2 separate regions of the Homo sapiens genome follow, and region 1 is linked to region 2. Evidence: read pairs that join two places in POLR2A ChIA-PET (ENCODE). Cell type or tissue: GM12878. All regions are shown on one strand. Links, peaks and the distances in the headings refer to the core of each region. The heading gives the core; the rest is flanking DNA.

What was found. ChIA-PET counts read pairs that join two places held together with the same protein. Peaks named below come from ENCODE experiments on the same cell type or tissue, not always from the same donor. Only the 100,000 strongest peaks of a DNase experiment are listed, where the experiment ranks them.
Region 1: POLR2A ChIA-PET joins it to region 2 with 5 read pairs; 4 of 35 experiments call an interaction of 5 or more read pairs at or near these places.

What each region holds. Positions count from the first base shown.
Region 1 is chr1:224,697,141-224,707,549 of GRCh38, forward strand. The region is part of intron 3 of CNIH3 (cornichon family AMPA receptor auxiliary protein 3); the gene reads left to right. Among named protein-coding and RNA genes, the nearest start is that of CNIH3-AS1, 28 kb to the right of the region's middle. RefSeq lists an enhancer at 995-1,496. In GM12878, for the core only: a CTCF peak has its summit at 4,009 (motif pointing right); DNase peaks (open chromatin) are centred at 4,053 and 4,261.
Region 2 is chr1:224,777,199-224,787,607 of GRCh38, forward strand. No RefSeq gene overlaps it. Among named protein-coding and RNA genes, the nearest start is that of LINC02813, 17 kb to the left of the region's middle. RefSeq lists an enhancer at 5,983-6,192. In GM12878, for the core only: no CTCF peak of the experiment used is centred there; a DNase peak (open chromatin) is centred at 6,263; H3K27ac peaks cover 2,008 bases.

The sequences.
Region 1 (10,409 bases), core at 2,141-6,140, 82 kb before region 2:
GACCAGAGAAAGGCCATGACAGGTGTGACGTGCTTGTCACATCAGAGCACCCTCAGTGCCCAGTGGGGGAGCATTGTAGTGGACCTAGTTAGAGCGCTAGTTTGCAACCTTGGCTGTACGCCGAAATTGCTTGCGGAGGTTAAAAAATCCTGCTGCCTTTGTCCCGCCCCCCGGAATTTCTGAAGTGCAGCTTGGCACTTGTTTTTTTAACAGCTCTCCAGATGATTCTAATGTGTAGCCAAGCTGAGGATCACTGAGTGGGAGAATAGTGCAGGTGGGGAGGCATTTTCACTCTCTCCGTTCTCCAGGGTATGATTTAGAGAGCCGTAATTTTCAAAATGGTAGCAGAGTAAAAGCAATAATTTGCCAACAGGTGCCCAAGTGGACTGAAGGAGTTACTTCCTAAATTCCAGGGAGATGGTCAGCCCAGTGGGATGACTCATTGCAAGTCATCCACGAGCCACGTGCTTTTCATGGTGGGAACTCTGCTTCCAGATGCTTCATTTTCCAGAATGTGATGAGAAGTAAAGATTCTGTTTTTCAACCCCCAGAATGCTCACCCTTCCAGGCACTCATTCTTGCCCTTTTCCAAATTGCTGAAGAAGCAAGAAACATTTCTGGGTCCTGTTTCTGGGCCACAAAATGGGCCAATCTTACAAATCCTAATAACCTCTTATTCTTGGTTGCATTATCCAGTCTCTGCCTCTCACTCTTTCCAACTCCTACTGCCCCTCTCTAAAGGTAAAACCATGCCAGCCTGTACCTAGGTGGGGACAATAAGAGAGAATTCCTCTGAGCTCCCAGCTTGTGCTGAATTAATTCGCATGCTCCAGACATATCTTCTCCCCACGGAAAAGCTGCATTGCCGAGTTATCATGCTGGCTCCATTTGTAACTTCTATGGGACTTGTTATTCCTTAAGCAATTTGGGGCATTGGTCCTCCTCCAGAACTGAGTTTCACTGGCTCTGATTTCTGAGCTGTCTGTGTGGCACAGACAATTACACAACTCATGGAGTTTTGTTTCATTAGGATAAGACCCAGCAGTAGACAAGAAAATGCACTGAATAAGTTAAATGTGCTATACAAATGCAAAGTGCCATTATTATAAAGGGACAGAAAAGCCATCCTGTTTCCTTTCTGTATCAGCCAAATGGTCAAAGCAATGATGAGATTCTGGAGGACAATGATCACCGATTATAGCACAAGGAGGTAGGCGGGGAACACGCAGCAAGAACAGCTCTGCTATTGTGGCCTTTTAGTGGTGACATCACTGCTGTTACCACTCAGCGCACCAGCATAAGGTAGCACCAGTGCCACTGGTGTCCTGGTGGGAACCAAATAAAGGAACCACTTAGGCAGGGTGTACTGATAAATGACAAACTATATGTCTTCTGAGAGAAACTGTAGAAGTCTCTGCATGAGCTAGACTTTAATACATGCCATTGGGTACTTCACATTTTTTGACAGTGGTGATACCAATTGCCAATGCTGGGTCATTCTGAGTTATTGATAATGTATTTCAAGCACACATATTCTGGGCTTTAAAAGGAAGGTAGGTATAGGTGGAATTCAGAAGGTATAATAATTTGTAAAAAGCGTGCTTTCCTTAGCAGACTAGAAGATGAGTAAGGGCACTAATTGTGAATCTGGTTCACTTGCGGAACTCTGCCTGCAGCCAGCGCAGCACATAGCCAGTAATGCTTTGCTGATGGAATGAATGAATGAATGAATGAGTGGAACAAACTCCATGGTGACTGCTACATGCTTTACATGTGCTACATGCTTTACAAGTGTTTCACTTGTTCTTACCACACTGCTGTGATGTGGAGATGGGGAGCTGAGAGGTCACTTAGTAAGTGCAGGGTCTGGATTCACACCCAAATCCCTGCCCTTTCTGATAGTCCTTATGTTCCATGCTCTAGGGATTGAAGACACGTTTCCCTACTTTTCCCAGAATACTTCCACATCTTTGAGTTTTTCAGAGCAAGCTTGGCACCATCCCTGGACATTCCCGGGCATAACCATTCCCAGGATCCACCATTAGCCTCATGCGGATGGGCCCTGTTCTCTTCTCTAGTCTGACTACCATCTCTTCTCCACTGATTCTCACCCTCCAAGTCAAAAATGGGCTAAGAAGTTTTGACCAAAGGCATTGTTTCAACCTCAAGAGACTGTTGAAACTGATGTCTTGAGAGAAAGAACCTTCAGAGGACACTGTACCCCCTTCTCCTGGCCCTTCGGCAGCTGAATGTCAGCCAGGGGTGCCATAACACAGCAGCTGGGTGGCTTTAGCCACAGGCATTCTTCTTCTCACAGGTCTGGAGGCTAGAAGTACTAGATCAACGTGTCGGCAGGGTTGGTTCCTTCTGAGGGTTCTCTGCTTGGCTTGTGTATGGCCACCTTCTCACTGTCTCCACGTGATCATTCCTCTGTGTGTCCGTGTCCTAATTTCCTCTTCTTTAAGGACACTAGTCATACCAGGTTAGGGTCTATAGGGTAAATCCATCTGACAGCAATAATTTAAGCATACCTTTAGAATGGCCCTATATGGCAGATGCATCTGAATGTGTGTTCCAAGCTGGGGAACCTGTGTGTGGCCAACCCAGAGATTCATACCTTATCTATGATAAAAATCTGAGCCCCTCACCCCCTACCTGTCCCACTTGTCAGGGACATGCACTGCACAGGGGATTGAGGCCCTGAGCTTTGGGTTGAATGAAGGTTGCCATGTGGGGGTCATTAGGGGAGAGTGTTAAATGAAAATGTCTTATAAGCTGCATGATGTTTGCAGGAGGTTGTGGTTTTCTTGCCTGCCCTGCTTCCACTGGGCCCTGCGGTTATCTTGTCTGGCCCACCGCCTACTGGACTGTAGGAAGGTGGATGTGTTGTCCAGCCCACTGCCACTGCACTGTAGGAAGGCGGATATTTTGTCCAGCCCATCACCGCTGGACCATTTCTGTATATAAGGTAGTTCTCCTGTCCAGCTTGCCACCACTGGACTCTCTCCCCTGTATGGAGGCCACTAATAAAACCCCACGTCTTGTTTGCTAGCTCTGGGTCTCTTCTTCAGACTCTTGAATCTGGTACCCTCCCTAGTGAGGTTAATAGGGTCTTGGCAATAATAGGGCCCACCCTAATGACCACATTTAACCTAATTGCTTCTTTGAAGACTCTGTCTCCAAATACTTACTGTCCCATTCTGAGGTACTGGGAGTTAGGGCTTCCACGTATAAAATTTGGGAGGACATGTTTCAGTCTGCAACAGGATCTCTGCACTAGAGAAGAGTTTTCATGGAAACAACATCCCATTGGCTAGGAGAAATGATTTACCTGCCCTTGAATTCTGTTCTTTGGTGAATGGCAAATAGAGTGAATAGTGAGTTTCTGGGTTTTAATTTTCCTAGCACTTTCTCATTATCCCAGATGTGCTTTAGAGAAAGAAAGGGCAAGACTTGGATCCTCTTTCATTGGGTTTTATTGTGTTTATCAAGATCAAAAGCAAAGTTATCCTCAGTAAAGTCTGTGAATACTTTCTCCCATCATTCTCCTGGAGAAAGGGCCCAAACAGAAGGGACTGGGTCCTGCCTCTCCATGCTACCACACCTCTTGCAGGGAGCAGAGTGCAGAGCCTGTCCCCTGGACCTAGATGGTTGGCTCAACACATGTTGGACAGGGCATGGGTCATTCGTCATTCTAATTAGCTCCAGTGCCTGTTTCCCCAGCAGGCACAGAGTCAGGACAAAATCCACATCTGCCATGTGAACTTCTGCAGAGGTGCCACTTGCTGAGTAGGGCCAAAGTCATGTAATTATTGTAATTATTTTTGTTTATGGGATGTCCCTTCCCAGGAGATCCCAGGCACTTCACTGCCCAGAAGTTGTCACTTGAGAGCAGGACAGCATTGACCCATGCTGGGGCTGAAGGAAGTGATGAAGGGCCCTGACCACCCATGGTGCTATGCTGGCTGCCCGGAAGCCATGGCATGCATAAGCTTCTGGAGAGGCCACTAGGGGGTGTCACACTGCTATGCAGAGAGTGGAAGGGGGGCTCGGGTTCTTTTTTTTTTTTTTTGCTGGAGGAGGCGAGGTTAGCTAGACATGGAAGATTGGTTCTCAGTGGCTATCTTTGTGCTGCTATAACAAAATACCCTAGACTCAGTGGCTTAACAACACAAATGTATCTCTCACAGCTCTGGAGGCTGGGAAGTCCAAGATTAAGGTGCCAGACAATTCAGCATCTGTAGAGGGCCACTTCCTGGTTCATAGACAGCTGTCTTCTTGCTGCAGCCTTACATGGTGGAGGGGCAAGCTCTCTCTGCACCCTTTATCAGGACACTAATCCCATTCACGAGGGCTCCACCCTCATGTTGTCATCTAATCCTAATCAACTCCCAGAGACCCCACTTCCTAACACCATCACATTAGGGGGTAGCGTTTCAACATGTGAATTTTATGGGGAGATGAACATTCAGCTCGCAACAGAGGCTTAAGTGTTTTTTTCTATAACAACATTTATTAAGGTATTATATGTGGTATAATATGCCAGACGTTGTACAAAGTGCTTGGTTGGATGATCTCACTCGCGACAGCCCTGGGATGTAGACATCGTTATGGTCCCCTTTACACTGAGGAGGAAATTGAGGGACAGAGAAGTTAAGTAACATAAGCTAGTACATGCAAAGCTGGGGTTTAAATCCAGGCAGTCTTTCCTTGGAGCATGCTATTTCATTTTTCGTTATTAATTGTTTCAGTTATAAAAATAATATGTTCATATTTTCACTAGTAAAATGATGCAAAGTTGATATGAAGAAAATATTAATAAGCTGCCCCACCCTTGTCCTTCCTAACTCTCTGACATAAAAGCTGGGTTTGTATCCTCCCGTCATGCTGTATCTCCACTTGCATTTAGATAGACAAATACATGTATGCACAGATATACACTCCAGCTCAGTTTTTTTTTTGTTTCTCTTTCCTAATAATGGAAAAGTTGTTTTCCTATAACTAGTTTTTTCCCCACATACCATTACATCACCGATACCCTTGTAGGTCAATAGCTATAGGTTTCTCTTAAAAATAATTACACAAGCTTTCATAATATTCCATAGTACACACAATTTATTTAGCCATTTTCATATTTATAGACCTTATGTATGTTTTCAGTTCTGTTTATTTGGCCCCAACCCTGCAGTAAATACCTTTGTGGGCTTATATCCCAGGAGTGGGATCGTCAGGCAAGAGGGTATATAAATTTATACTTTTCTTAAAATTGTCAGATTACTTTCTCAGACAGGTCAAAGCAGATGTATTCCCACCAGCAGTATAAGAGAGTGTCTGTTTCCCCACACCAGCGTCACCATGACTGGATGCTCCAGGGTGCAGGCTGGCCTGTTGCAGAGGCGGCCTTCTGTCCTCAGCCCCAGGCGCAGCCCAAGGTAGATGCAGAATTGAGCAGTCAGGAACTTCTTCTCAGAGACCAGCTTTCTCAATCTCAGCAGCACATTTCAACCCACTGGGGGACGTTTAAAACCCAAGGATCCAGATGCAGGACCCCACCCCCAGAGAGTCTCACCTGATTGGTCAAGGGGGCACAGACCGTGGTGTTTTCAAAAGCTCTCAGAGGATTCTGATGGCCTGCCAAGGTGGAGACTTCTACTAGAGACCTTGCAGACACCAAGATCCTAACTTCTCTTTCCCCTCTCTTCCCTTCCCTCTCATTTCTTCCCCACTCCTCGGGCCCTGTCCTTGCTGGTCGGGGGAGACTTCGCTGAGATAGTATCCTCTACCTTTACTGTCCTGGGCCTGCAGAAACACATTGGTTGTAAGGGCTAGCTTTTAATTTCCATGTCCGAACCTCATCATTGAATTGGAAACTCAGGAGGTGAGGTTAGGGCCTCAGCATTTTATAAATGCTGCCAAGATAGCTCCAGTATGCAGGCAGAGGCAAACCATTGCCCTGTTTTTTTCCAGAGCAGGAAACACTTCTGACCTCTCAAGGTCCATCTGTCCTGGCTGGTCAAAACCTTTTTTCTACCTGTTGGAGGGGCCAGATTTTGAGGAGCCAGTGACCTAGTGTCTGTGCATCCCACGTGGGCCTGCACTCATGAGGGCAGAGGGCTGGCCAAGGTAGACGTGACCACCGGACCAGCTGAGCCACGATGGGCAGCTTGAATGTGTTAATGAACATGAAGCCTGCTTAGCAGAGGGGCTCAAACTTTGCCGCACATTAGAATCACCTGGGGGAAATTTTAAAAATCCTGATGCCCAGAATTCATCCCAAACCAATTAAGTCATAATCTCTGGGGTGAGACTCAGCATCAGTATTTTACAAAGCTCCCCAAGTGACTCCACTGTGCAGCTAAGTTGGAAAAATCAGTGCCCTAGGGAGCATTTTGCAGTGTTAGTTATCATGGTTAGGGCGCTGAGTTTCATCAGCCTGGCTGTGCTGATGGGGAGCTACTGCTTTCCTATTAGCATTGCTGCCTTTACCTGCCTGGTTGCCTCTTTCAAGCCTCCCTACCCAGTTCTTGAGCTAAGAATAGAGTTTCCAAAGCAATTTGTTTCCTAAAAGATAGAAGTTCATCTTTTTTCATGAGGCAAAAATATTCCTAGTATTTTTATACATGTGAACATTTCCTGGTTCTGCAGGATTCTGTTGACTCTGTTAGCCCCATCACCCACTGCCAGCTCATTCAGCCCGCAGCAGGTATTTAGGCAGAACAAGATGAGCACCTGCATATTCTCCCTGCAGCACACCTGAGTCGCTGCTGCTCTGCAGGCCTCCCACCTCAGCCTACGACGTATTCCAACTCAAAGGGAGCAACGGTGCACCAATCATGCGATGAATGAGGCCAGAGTTTCATTGGATTGGATTCTGTAATACATCTCTCAGAGGTGCGCCTTTGGTGGAGTGAGAACATGAACTACTGTTCAGGAGGTAGGGGCATGGACCACACCAGTGCACACTGCAGGTAGTAAGGTGCAGGGTGGCAGGTGGAAGGACGGTGTGTGTCCTGCCTGGTGTGAGCAGGCTGCATCACCTACAGAGCAGGACCTCCATGAGTCTCAGGTCATCAAAGAGGAGTGGAGACACAGCCCCTTCTCTCCTAGAAGCAGAGGCACGGGAACAATGAGAAGGCTCTCTCCAGGGCAGTGTGGCCCTGCAGGGTCCTAACAGCTCTGAAAGCCAGCAGGGGCTCTCTGCAAAAGCTAAAGTCAGCAGCAGATGATATGATGCAGGATTATGCACATTCGAATCCCCTGGGGAGCTTTTAAAACCCAGGGATCCAGAGGCAGGGAGCCATCCCCTGAGTCTCATTTAACATTTTATTTTGAAAAATGTCAAATATAAGGGGATGTTGGAAGAGCAGCACAATGAACACCCACGTAGCCTTCACCAAGATCCGCCGCTTATTCAGTTTGCCACATTTGCCTTCTCAGCTCTTCCCCATCCCCCGTGTATGTACAGCACATACTTTTTTTTTGCTGGACCATTTAATTGTATACATCATGGATCTGCATCCCCAAATACATCCTCCGACATAACCACAATACCATTGTCACACCAAAGAACATGGCTATAATATTGTCACCTAGTCATAGTCACATTTCCCCTAGTTTCCCTATAGTATTCTTTATAGTTGTTGTTGTTGCTTTTTAAATTCAGGATCCAATCAAAAATCACACATTGCACCAGGCACAGTGGCTCATGCCTGTAATCCCAGCACTTTGGGAGACTGAGGTGGGTGGATCACCTGAGGTCAAGAGTTCAAGACCAGCCTGACCAATGTGATGAAACCCCGTCTCTAGTAAAAAATACAAAAATTAGCTGGGCATGGTGGCAGACTACAGTAGGCTGTAGTCCCAGCTACTCAGGAGGCCAAGACAGGAGAATTGCTTGAACCTGGGAGACGAAGGTTGCAGTGAGCCGAGATCACACCACTGCACTCCAGCCTGGACAAGAGCGAGACTCCCTCTCAAAAAAATAAAAATAAAAATAAATCAGACATTGCATCTAGTTGTTGTGTTTCCCATAGTTTCCTTTAATCTAGAACCATTCTCCACTTTTTTCATGACACTGACCTCTTCTGAAGAGTGCCGAATGCAGGTAGTTTTTAAAAGTTCCCCATGTATTTCTAATGAGCAGCAGGATTAGGAAGCACTGCAATCAAAGGCTGCATGCTTTGCTTTCCCCATATAAATATGTGGGCAAATGAACAGGAAGCCGGGCGCTGGCCTGGAGCCCCCTTCATTCTTGGGAAGAGCCGCATGTGCCTTCCATGCACAGCCCTGGCCCCTTTCCACAGTGGTGTTTAGTTTTAGTTATGCAGAGTCACAAGCCACTCTGATCAATACCTTTTCTGGTGGCTCAGCACCTTCACCTCTTCTTTTCCCCTCCCTCCTGGGATCCCCTGCTCCCATTCTGTGATTTTTGTGCTGGATGTTCAAGGTATTGAACCTGTGATAGGAATTGCTTGAGCAACCTCACAGAGGACCGTGAAGGGAGGGGACATGGTGGTGTCTGTTCTCTCTGTAGCAGCAGCAGTGAGGGGTTGTTGTGAATGTTCTGCAGAGAGGGATGTCTCTCCCAGGCTGCCATAGTACCCTGCTCCAGCCACACTGAATTAAGCACCATTCACTTGCCCTTCATCTTCCTTCTTCCTTCACTTTTTTTTCTCTTTCTCTTTTTCTTTTCTTTTCTCTCTTTCTTTTCTTTTTTTTCTTTTTTTTTTTTTTTGAGCTGAACCTACCCATTCTTTAAGACTCAGCTCACATCGTCACTTCGGGGAAGCCTTTTGCTTCCTTCCTCAGTTGGAGTCTGTGTGCTTCTGGGGGCTCCCCTAGCACCCCAGGCTGATGACTACTCTAGCACTTACTAGGCAGCACTGCATTTTTCTTTCCGCAGCTAGACCAGGAGCTGCCAGAGGACAGGGACTGAGTCTGTTATGAGTCCAACACCAGTGCCCGCACATTGTAGGTGTCCAGTAAATGTTTGGTGAATGAAAGCAAAAGAGGTGTGTTCAGTTCTGAGAATTCTACAGTCACAGTTCTCCAGGTTACAATAATAGAATATTAGGGCTAGGGTGGGGACAAAAGTGACTTCATCTTGGATGCTGATCTGCCGTGTTCACTTCTGATTAGCCTTAGTCCCAGGAATGGCTCTTGATTCCCACTTTACTTACTGTCTCCACAGTAAGAACATGTCAACCTTGATGTCATCAGACAAATTACAGGCAATGACGCACATAGCATCCTCGCCTGTTCCGGAGGGTCGCCTTTGATTGTCTTGCTAGAGCACATGTACCCTCTCCCTGTGGTCTATAAGCCTTGGGTCTGAGGAGTAACAGTGCGGAGATCTACCTGTCTTGTGGGTGCCCAAGACCACACTTTTGTCTGTACATTCCCTGAATCAATGACCCAGTACCAACAAACTGGATTTGTCTGCCCCCTTCTTTGGTGTCTCAGCTCCTTCAGCATTTGGGAGGTTTGCATGTATGTCTCTTTAATGGAAAAGCTAGAAAGGATCTTAGTGAATTCTGGCCTCGCTCTTTCATCGAAGGTAAACAAAAGTGCAGAGAGAGAGACCTGCCTCAATGCCACAAAGTGGTAGAGTTAGTCAGGACTAAGCCTGTCTCCTGTTTCCCTGAAACCAGGGTTTTTTCCCTATGATACCATTCACCTTTATTTCATTAGACTGTTTATTGATTTCATATGTCCCAATCCTATTGACTTTTCATTATTCACATGTGGATAATTTTTCATATTATTATGTACTTTAAAAATCCAACCTCTAATTGGCTGCCTCTCCTTTCCTTTCTTTCTTTTTTTTTTTTTTTTTTTTTTTGAGACAGAGTCTTGCTCTGTCACCCAGTCTGGAGTGCAGTGGCGTGATCTTTGCTCACTGCAACCTCTACCTCGTGAGTTCAAGCAATCCTCCCATCTCAGCCTCCTGAGTAGCTGGGACCACAGGTGTGTGCCACCACACCCGGCTAATTTTTGTATTTTTAGTAGACATGGGGTTTCACCATGTTGTCCAGGCTGATCTCGAACTCCTGACCTCAAGTGATCTGCCCACCTCAGCCTCCCAAAGTGCTGGGATTACAAATGTCAGCCACTGCTGCCTTTCCTTTCTGACCACAGGAAAGAAAAGTTCATTTTAATCAAAGTTTAAGCACAATGTAATCAGGAGAGCAAATCTATTGGATGAAAAGCAACAAGCCCAAAACACACTTCAACCACCCTCAACCTCAAATAACGAATTCTGTACTGCTTTGAAACAGCATGGAGAGACACCCCCCGCCCCACCCCGCCCCACCCTCAATTGGTGTGGATGATTGAGAGTTAACCACAAAGTTCACAGAAGCAGCTTTTCTTCTCTCTCTACTCCACTGTGGGCTTGGCCAATGAGCAAT
Region 2 (10,409 bases), core at 3,858-7,857:
CTTTATGCAAAAAGAATTGACATGAATTATTTATAGTAGGAAATATCCTAAATGTTTTCCTAAGGGGAACAGCCACATAAATTAAGATTCATCTTCTCACTGGAATATCATCCAGCCATAAAAATGAATGTTTATGAGGGTTATGTAATATCACGGGAGAATGCTTATGGCCGTTTAGTGGGAAAAAGCTGAGTAAGAAACTGCATTTGTAGTATGTTTACAATGTTGTAATATATACATATGTATATATAAAAGCCTGAAGGAAACATAATAAAATGTTAACAATGACTGTGTTTGTGAAGACTATGGATGGTTTATTTCTAATAGTATTTTCTGCATTTCCAGCTTAAAGACTGAGTATGGCATATTTTTGAAATAAAAATATATACATTTAGAGAAGGAAAAACAATGACACTGAAAAAAATTGCTTTTGTAATCTGGATATTATTTAAAGAGTCAGTCTTGAGCAGTATCACTGAGGCTCAATATGACACCTCTCACCATCTGAAATGTTCTGAAAAGGGAGACAAAAACCTCTTAAGTTTTAAAACTGAAGACTTGTAAGTGACTTCATACATCATTAGAATCTGAGAATTCAGATGGGAATTTGAATTCCTGGGAAATTCGGAAGGATCAGAAGCACTGGTCAGTAGGAGCTTATTTTCTAGGAACCAAATTCAAGAAAATTGATTGGCATCTTTAAAGTGTACTTGGGGAGGGACAAGCTTCCAGGATTCATAAAGAGTAACTCAATAGTGCTGTCTGCATTGCAATTCTGTCTTTTCCCTGCTTCCTTTTTCTCACCTTCTTCCCACCCCTCTCTCTATCATCCTCCACCCCTACATAGTCTAGGGGAGAATGTAAAATAGTACAGAATTTCCAGAGGGCAGCTCAGCAATATATATTTTTACCCTTTAATTTTTAAATTTTAATTTATCTATTTATAGTTATTGTAGAGATGGGGTCTCACTATGTTGCCCACGCTGGTCTTGAACACCTGGACTCAAGAGATCTTCCTAAAGTGTTGAGATCATAGGTGTGATCCATTGTGCCCAGCCCCTACATCCTTTTTTTTTTTTTTTTTTTTGAGAGGGAGTCTCGCTCGCCCAGGCTGGAGTGCAGTGGTGCGATCTCAGCTCACTGCAAGCTCCGCCTCCCGGGTTCACGCCATTCTCCTGCCTCAGCCTCCCAAGTAGCTGGTACTACAGGTGCCCGCTACCGTGCCTGGCTAATTTTTTGTGTTTTTACTAGAGACGGGGTTTCACCGTGTTAGCCAGGATGGTCTCCATCTCCTGACCTCGTGATCCGCTTGCCTCGGCCTCGCAAAGTGCTGGGATTACAGGCGTGAGCCACCGCGCCTGGCCTACATCCTTTAATTTAATAATTTCACTGCTATCAATCAATCCCAGTGAAATAAACAGAGAGGCATAGGGGAAAAGGTATAAAAAAAGATGCTGTTAATCAAGCTGTTTATCAGAGCAGAAAGCAAAACACAAGATCAGGGCCAACATTGCTTGGGGGAAGCATTGGTTAAATAAATTAATGTTTATGTATTTGATGAACCAGTGTGTAGCCATTAAATTGGTTTTTATATTATTTTATATGTTAAATGGGAAATGCAGTAAACTAAATTCCATATACAATAGGACTCCAACTAAATAAAAGAAAAACACACAAAATCACCATAGATGTGTGCCTATGTGAATCTGAGTTGACCAGAAGGAATACCCCAGAAAGTTAACAATAGTTCTGTCTAGGTGGCATCAGGATGAGAGATTATTAATTTCTTTATATTTTTCACATGCTTTCAAAAATTCTTCTTACAGTAAGATACATTATTTTCACATGCACCAAAAAGCTATTATCTAACAAAGAAACAAAGATAGTTATTATCTTGGAAATGGAAGAATATTTGTTTCTAAGATGATTTATACTCTAAGGAGAAAACCATTGTCCATCTCCTTGTCTTTTCAGTCCTTTCTGCACCTGGATATCCTCAGCATTAACAATAACACCATCAACTCACTCATTGGACTTCATGAATGTGTGGTGGAGCCTCCTGAGGATTTAACTTTCAATACCATGACTTATTGATGAGACTTGTAATCAACAATAAAATTGGAAGGCCTCCTAACCATCTGCATTAGTCCATTCTTGAGCTACTATAAAGAACTACCTGAGACTGGGTAATTTCTAAAGAAAAGAAGTTTAATTGGCTCACGGTTCTGAGAGATAGATGTACAGGCCTCTGCTTCTGGGGTGGCCTCAAGAAACTTACAATCATAGTGGAAGATGAAGGGGAAGCAAGCATGTCTTACATGGCAGGAGCAGGAGAGAGAGGGTGGGGGAGGTGCCACAAACTTTTAAACAACCAGATTTCATGAGAACTCTATCACAAAACAGCACTAGGGGGATGGTGCTAAGCCATTAGAAACCACCCACATGATCCAATCACCTCCCACCAGGCCCCACTCCCAACACTGGGGATTACAATTCCATTTGAGATTTGGATGGGGCTCAGAGTCAAACCATATTACCATCTGAATAGACCCTTCCTCTGGGCCAAGGGCATTCCAGAATTAATCTGAAAAAGTAGTTCAGGCTGGATGAAGAGGGGATTGGACATGGCTCATCATTCCTATGAAGCATTAACATCAATACAGACCTTAAGTCTGTTAAGAAACATTTACAATCTATTGTCTCTGAAGCCTGCTACTTGCAGGCTTTATCTGCATGATAAAACCTTGGTCTCCACAACTCCAGACGTTCCTTTCTACTGATGATAACTTTCTACTGCTAATAACTGTTTCAACCAATTGCCAATCAGAAAATGTTTAAATCTACCAACGATCTGGAAGTTCCCCTCCTCGAGTTGCGTCGCCCTTCCAGATCAAACCAATGTAAATCTTTCATGTATTGGTTGACGTATTATGTCTCCCTAAAATGTATAAAAGCAATCTGTGCCCCAACCACCTTGGGTACACATCGTCAGGACCTCCTGAGGCTGTGTCATGGGTGTGTCCTTAACCTTGGCAAAATAAACTTTCTAAATTGATTGAGACCTGTCTCAGATACTTTTGGGTTCACAGCCTAAGTATAGGCTCCTTTAATAGTTAAGCGACTCCCTGAGGAGATGTTGTGAATTGTTAAATTCTCCATTCCGGCTTTTAGAGGATGCACAGAAACAACTGGATTGTCTGGAGTCAGCCCCATTGCAGGCCGCTGAGAAAGACAGCTGCAGACTATCTTGAGCTAAAATCACAATGTTAGCTCCACCAAGGTAAGGACTGCATTTGCCTAACTTACGGCTTTATGCACAGCAACCAGCACGTCTACCTACACACATAGGGGTCACTTAATCATATGTGAATTGACTTTGAGTGAATAAAAGAGTAGATATTTGTTTAACAAAGGAAGGAAAAACAGAAAAAAAGGGTGGTCTATTAATATCCTATTACTTTTTTGGAATGGGAGGCAAGTCTCTATGAATCTCTCACATTTCTTCACATCTAGGCATCAACACCCACTTTCCTCAGATTTATTTACTTTCCAGAATGGTAAAGATAGTGAGAATGTCCCCCTCCCTGGAGATGGTCTAGGATAATAAGGATAAAGACCTCTCTCCTCTTCTTGAGAAAGATTTGTTTACATTGCAGGGTAGTAAGATAACATCTCTCCCTGGAGGGGAGGATGGGCAGTTTTCCAGAAGCCCCATTGTAACGTAGGGGGGTTCCTAAGCTTAGGATTCCCCAGCTGTGAGGCGCCCCTGCACTCCGTGCATGGTATTCACCTGTGCCAACCTTTGCATCACCCTTGTGAGATCTGGGGCGTAAAGAGAACTGATACAAACAGGAAGCTTCTACCATTGCTGTGAAGTATCTAACTCCATCTACGTGGGCTCATTGTGTCCTTACTGGCAGAGACTATGGAGCTGTGATCAGGCAACCTGTCAGTTCCCACTGTTCTGCTGCTCAGTGCCTACCTGACCATGGGACATACCTACCATGTTTTTGCTTGGTATCATGATCCAAGTGAGCTATGGAATTAGCTTTTGTATGGGCCTCATATGTAGATGAACTTCTACTATGTGATGTTGGGGAAATGACTTAACATTTCTTAGCCTCAGTTTCTACATCTGTAAAATTACTTTCTTATGAGTTTGTTGTAAAGATTAACTATAAAGTGCCCAGCACAATGGCATGCACACATTAGTACAGCACCCTACAAAAGCTAATTTACCTTCTTTCCTATAAGCCCAGAAATCATAGACTACAATTTACTTAATTTGCTACTGTAGAATACTCTTTGATAACTTTTAATCCATAATTTCCATTTAAAATAAAATAATTGTATTACATTTTTTCCATCAAATTCTTATTAAAAGCAATTACAGATTTTTTTCACAGCAATATCAAAAATACTTTCATAAAGCAGTTATAAATATGTAAAAGTATACAGAAATATACAGAAATATTCCTTATTGTACAAATAGGAATCTTATTTATCTTATTTTCCCAGAGGGAAGAGAAAGGGGAATATTTGTTAAGCAGCAATTTTCCAGCCACTTTACATGCATTATGTTACTTAAAACTTTCAGGAATATTCTTTGTTATTATTTTGCAAATGAAGAAACAGAGGCTCAGACATATCAAGTAAAACTTGTATAAGATCACATAGTAGTGAAACCAAAACTTGAACCTTGAGTCTATTGACTTTAAAACATGAACTCTCTCTTTCACAAGTACCCAACTGCAGAAAGTGTTTACTCTGAGTTTCTCATCCTCTGCCCCTAATTCCCTGCCCGCTTCCATACCTCTTGCTGCAATCATTAATGAATTAGCACTGAGTTCCCTGTGTCCTCAAAATGGCAGCATTTCCTGGTATAACTAAAACTGGAACTTTGAGCCGTTTAGTATGGTGAATTCTACCTCCCTTCAAGTACTGAATTGCACAACTTCATATGCAAAAAGAAGCTTAGTATTTATTTGTTTGCTTTTTTTTGCTAAAAGAGAAGAGAGGATCCAGCGAAAGAGCTGGGGGGAGAGTGATAAGGGATGGGCCACATGGCATCCTGGTGGACATTTGCCATTGCTTTTTTTTTGACCACCCAACTCCTGAATCTTCTTTGTATATTTGGGACTTCCACTGTGTGAGCTGAGATCACTTTTGTGACCTCAAGAGAAGTCCAGACAACAGCTCTCCCAGCCCTCCTGAAGCCTGAGTGTGGCAAGTGACCAAGGCCTGGGCAATCAGGCAACCCCTGCAAGGACTCTGAATTGGGAAGTAGTGAGCAGGAGGAGGTTAGGGCCAGCAGCTGAAAGATAAGTGTTGCTGACAGACTTTGTCAGTGTCTAGGAACCATCTGCATCAATTTGAGGCTAAGAAACATAGTATCACCCATAGCTGGAGAGGGGACTGTCCCTCTACTCTGCTCCCCGAGCCCACTTGGCTATGGCCATGGTACCTCTGGTACCCTGAGGACTCTGGGTTCAGCAGGGAAAGAGACCTGAGTTTTGGAGGGAGAGTGTCTTCATATCTTCCTGGAGGCCACCAGCAGTGGAGGGGTCAGGAGGTTTGATGAAGAAACTGGAGGAGGGGACATGGGCAGACTTGTTTCTGATTACATGCGAGACACTCTCCCAGGGAGGTCCAGAGAGAACCAAGAGAGCTCTCAAAGGGCTTGTTTCTGTGTAGGTGGGTGGGCTAAGGGCCATGTGCATTAGGACAGATGAGGTCTGGGATATTCAGGTGACCTATACAATGAATAGATCTCTTCTAGCAATCCCATCAAAGAGTGTGTGCTTGAAGATGTAAACACTGATTTCACAGCCCACCTCCAACACAAATAAGGTGTGTTGGTGACACATCGCAGAGTGAAGTCACAGTGTCTGCATCTGTGAAATGTACATGATAATGAATGTTTATCCAGTTGTTATCGAATGCCCAGGGTTTAGTCTAGGTCCTGTTGCTTGCTGCATAGAAAGTTAATCACTGAGACCATGATTATTGCCAGGGAGGCTTTATTCGGGTGATGTCAACTGAAGAGATGGAGACAAGCCTCAAGTCTATCTCTTCTCCCATCTAAAATTATGGGTTGATTTAGCTGGGAAGGAAAACAGAAGGGGCAAGGAAGAGGAGTTGGTCAGCAGGCAGCAGGTGGTCAAATGAGGGTTCTGGTGTCTCATTGTAATCACATGTGGGAAAACAGGAATTAGGGAGGGGTAAGGAAGAGGAAGTGGTCAGCAGGCAGCAGGTGCGTTTCATTGTACAAAAGTAAGTTTCTCAAGCTTCAGTTCTATGGCCTTCTGGCTGGCTGGAAAATTGGGCTAGTTTCAGTTTGCAGAGCAATTATAAATAAATGAGAGTCTCTAAGTTAAAGAGCAAGACTTTGGGGGAGGAAGGGGCCAGATACCAATTATATCTATACCTTCGAAAACATTTACTGCCTTAGCCAGTACTAGGAAAGTGAGAGGCATCACATGGTAAAACTTTAATCTCCTTATATTTGCCTCTAAACATGATCTACACATGTTTACAGCATTTTAACCAGGAATCCTGTCCGTTTTCACTGAGAAGCCTTTGGTTGGAAACACAGTAGAGTGGACGTCTGTTTTTGTTTTTGTTTGTTTTTAACGTTGTTTTTTTCTTTTTGAGGAGGCACAGCATCCCTTATTTAGGGAAACTGCCTGCACAAATCCATGTAGTTCTGATGAGGCTGACAATGTCAGTATTCCAGGGTCCTGACCACAGCAATTGACATTTAGCCTAAGCAGAGAATGTCACTTTCTCTGGAATCTAATCTGGAACAGAGACACACAGGGCTAAAGCCCATTGGTGCCACATACAACGGCAATACCTCAGAGAAACAGAGACCACAAACTCCCACTGCTGTCCATGCTGTCGCCATCGTTTCTGTATTTCTGAAACCATTTGTTAGCTTTTCCTTTTTATATAATACTTTGGATAACTCCCTCTTCCTGTTTATGTTAGAGTTTACTTGTGCCGCTCAAACCCAAAAATATCTCAACAGATAGATTTTTAATTTACGTCATGGAGAAAGAAATGCTATTTAAAACTAAAACTATAAAGCAGCTTTTGAGTTTAAAGGGGAGGGTGGTTTCAAGATGATGGTAACATATTTCTAGGCTGTCCCATTCCTCTTGCAGAGGCTGGTGGGAGGGTGAGAAAAGGAAGATGGTGCATCTCAGAGCAGAGCCGTGCAAAGGGAGGTGTGGGGATGGGTTGAGATAAGGGCTCGATTGCTCTGCCTAACAGAGTGGGAAAAGTTGCTGGAAGACAGTAGGCCAAGCCATATGGCAGGAGACTAGAACTTAAGGAGAAAGTGGCCAAAGGAATTTTGAGAAGGAGGATAACATATTTAAAGTTAAGTAGTTTGAATTGTTTCAGTGTCAATCCAACATCCATTTCCTTCCGGGGAAAGTCTGTTGCACACAACTTTGTGTATGATCAACTGTGTGTGTGTGCCTGTGTCGTGTGTGTTTTGTATGCATGCATTGAGGAAGAGGGGGCTAGAATCTATGTCTGGCATGATGTGGTGTGGGGTAGGGATGGAAAATAGAGGAAGGCAAGATGATTCATAAACTAAACCACTTTAGCAGAATGGGTGACTTCATTCCCCCTGGAGAGATTGAGAAGCATGCAGCTTGCCTCTACATGTGGTTTCATTTTAATCTCAGAGGGCACAGTACTTTAGCTAATATCTGGCTCACATGATTATATATTCACAATCAATACATGTACATTTTGATGCTCTGGAGAAGAACTTGGAAAACAAGTAGGAAATAATCTTATTCCTCTAGAGAAGGGGCTGGCAAACTACTGGCATTGATGTAAATAAAGTTTTTCTGCAACATAGCCAGCTCATTCCTTTGAGTCGATTTACCACGAGAACTTATGGACCACAAAGCCTAAAATATTTACTCTCCAGCCCTTTAAGGAAAAGTTTGCCTACTTCTGCTTTAGAGGCCAAATGAGGCCTTACAGGAAGGAATAGGTTAGCCTTGTTCTACAAGTTGGACAACTCAATATGTACTGCTGGCTCAAGGTTTAAAGGTCCTTCATATTTGGCCTATAAACCTGAGGTGAGGTCTCACTGTTTATTTCAAGAGAAATCAGATAAAATCTAAACCAAGTACAGAAATGCTTTTTACAAATTTTATTTTAACTTTTGTCTATGGATTTCTTAACTCTCTTCTTCCCTTTTCTACCGTTAAAAGCAGCATGGTAGAGAGTCAAGGGCATGGGTTTGGGATTAAATAGTTACACATATGCAAGCTAGCTTCTCCATGTACTGCTTGTGTGACCTTGAGCAACGTTCCTAATTGAGAGCTATACCCCTGTTTTCTCATCTGTGAAATGGGCAGCATAATGCTCATTTCATAGGGCAGTTGTAAAGATTGTAAAGACAATGTTCATCGGGGTCTAGAATTTTGAAAATTCTCAACTTATATTACTCACACCCCTCCCCATCCTACTCCTGGTTCTTTGTTGTACTTTGCGCATGCAATGGAGGGCTTTATACTCAGCTGGTGTCCTCATGGTCATCTCTTTGCTATTAAACACTCATACTGTCAATTGTTTGGATCTGTGCCAGCAAGAAAACTGGGAGAGGCTGAGGGAATAATGTTTACCTCCATTTGGAATCTTCATGTTATTCTAAGGAGGAATGAGAAATCAGACCTGCCCAGCTCCCTGGGAGTTCTTTAACCTACTAAGCCTGGATTTCCAACTCAGGGCCTCATTGTGAACCTGGAGAGGAGGAGGTCATGGTCAAGAAGGGTTCGGGGCCAGGTCTGTAGAAGCACTAGTGTCCTGGTATCAGAAAAGCCCAGACAGAGCATTTAAGATGATTTAGGACAAACAACTTCCTTCTCAATTTGTGGACCAGGTTTAAGATCCCAGAGACCCAAAATAAATATAGGATTTCTGCCTGAGCAAGGCCGTACCCCAAGTTATCCCCCACAGAGAAATTACCAGCCTAATGCTTGAAAAGCACTTCACAGATGAAAGTGAACAAATACCTTAGATACTAATGTGGCTAAAAAGTCTGGCGTCTTGGACTTGGCTGTCGTGAAACTTCCGTGCCCTCCACCCTGACTCTGTGAGATAGGAAAGGCCTCTGCCACCTCAGGGCTCTTTTTTTGCCAAGCCAGCTCCCAACAGTGTTGAAGTTAAAGGAAATGCAATATCTTGTGTGAAATCCAAGTCTCTTCATTCCTGAATACAAATTAAGACCCCTTTGGCCTAATAAACATCATTGTCATGATTACAGTACTGATAGCTACCATTGGCTGAGCTCATGGAAGGTATGCACCAGGTATTTTACACAGCTATTATTTCCAGACTTCATCCAGCCTGAAAGTTTGGATTTGTTATCCCCATTTTAGAGAGGAAGAAATTGAGGCTCTAAGACATTAAATTCATTAAATTACTCACCTGAGTCAACAGGTAGTCAGATCTGTTTAACCCCAAAGCCACTCTCCCAAGCTTCCTTGCCTAAGCTGTTTTAGCTTTGCTCACAGAGGTCTAGCAATGCCCTAACTGCTCTGACCATTGTGGCAGGCACAGCTTCCCAGGTTCCTCTGCAGGAGAGTCTGATTCAGGGAATTTGGGGTGTAATAGGTGGTTCTTGTCATTGGGGAGCTTGAAAAACACTGGTAGTCACCACTCCCCTCCTCCTGCAGCTCCAAATGTGACTCATCCTGAGACCAAAGTGTAGACCTGTTTTTGAGACATGAAGCAAACAGGCTTCCCAAGACACCGTCTGATATGGTTTGGCTCTGGCCCCATCCAAATCTCATCTTGAATTATAATCCCCACTTGTCAAGGGAGGGACCTGGTGCGAGGTAATTGTGGTTTCCCCCATGCTGTTCTCATGATAGTGAATGAGTTCTCTCAAGATCTGATGGTTTTATAAGTTTTTGACAGTTCCTCCCTCACAGGCTCACACTTTCTCTCTCGCCTGCCACCATGTAAGATGTGTCTGCTTCCCCTTCTGCCCTGATTGTAACTTTCCTGAGGCCTCCCCAGCCATGTGGAACTGTGAGTCAATTAAACCTCTTTTCTTTATAAACTACCCAGTCTCTGGCAGCTCTTTATAGCAGTGTGAGAACAGACTAACACACCATCCCTATAAACTTTGAACATAAGGAGATAGAGAAGCATAAATGTGATAAGTTTCATTTCCTATGGGCTTGCGTGGATTTCTTGGGGATTTGAGATGTAAGACATGGACCAATAACACAGGTGAGATAACTGTGCTAACTTAGTTGTTGTGGACTGGCTTTAGCAGATGACAGCTGTGAAAACCAGCCAAAATAAACTGAGCAAAGCCTTCGAATGACTGAGACAAGCAGACTTCTCGGCTGTGTGAACATTGTGCACTCTGT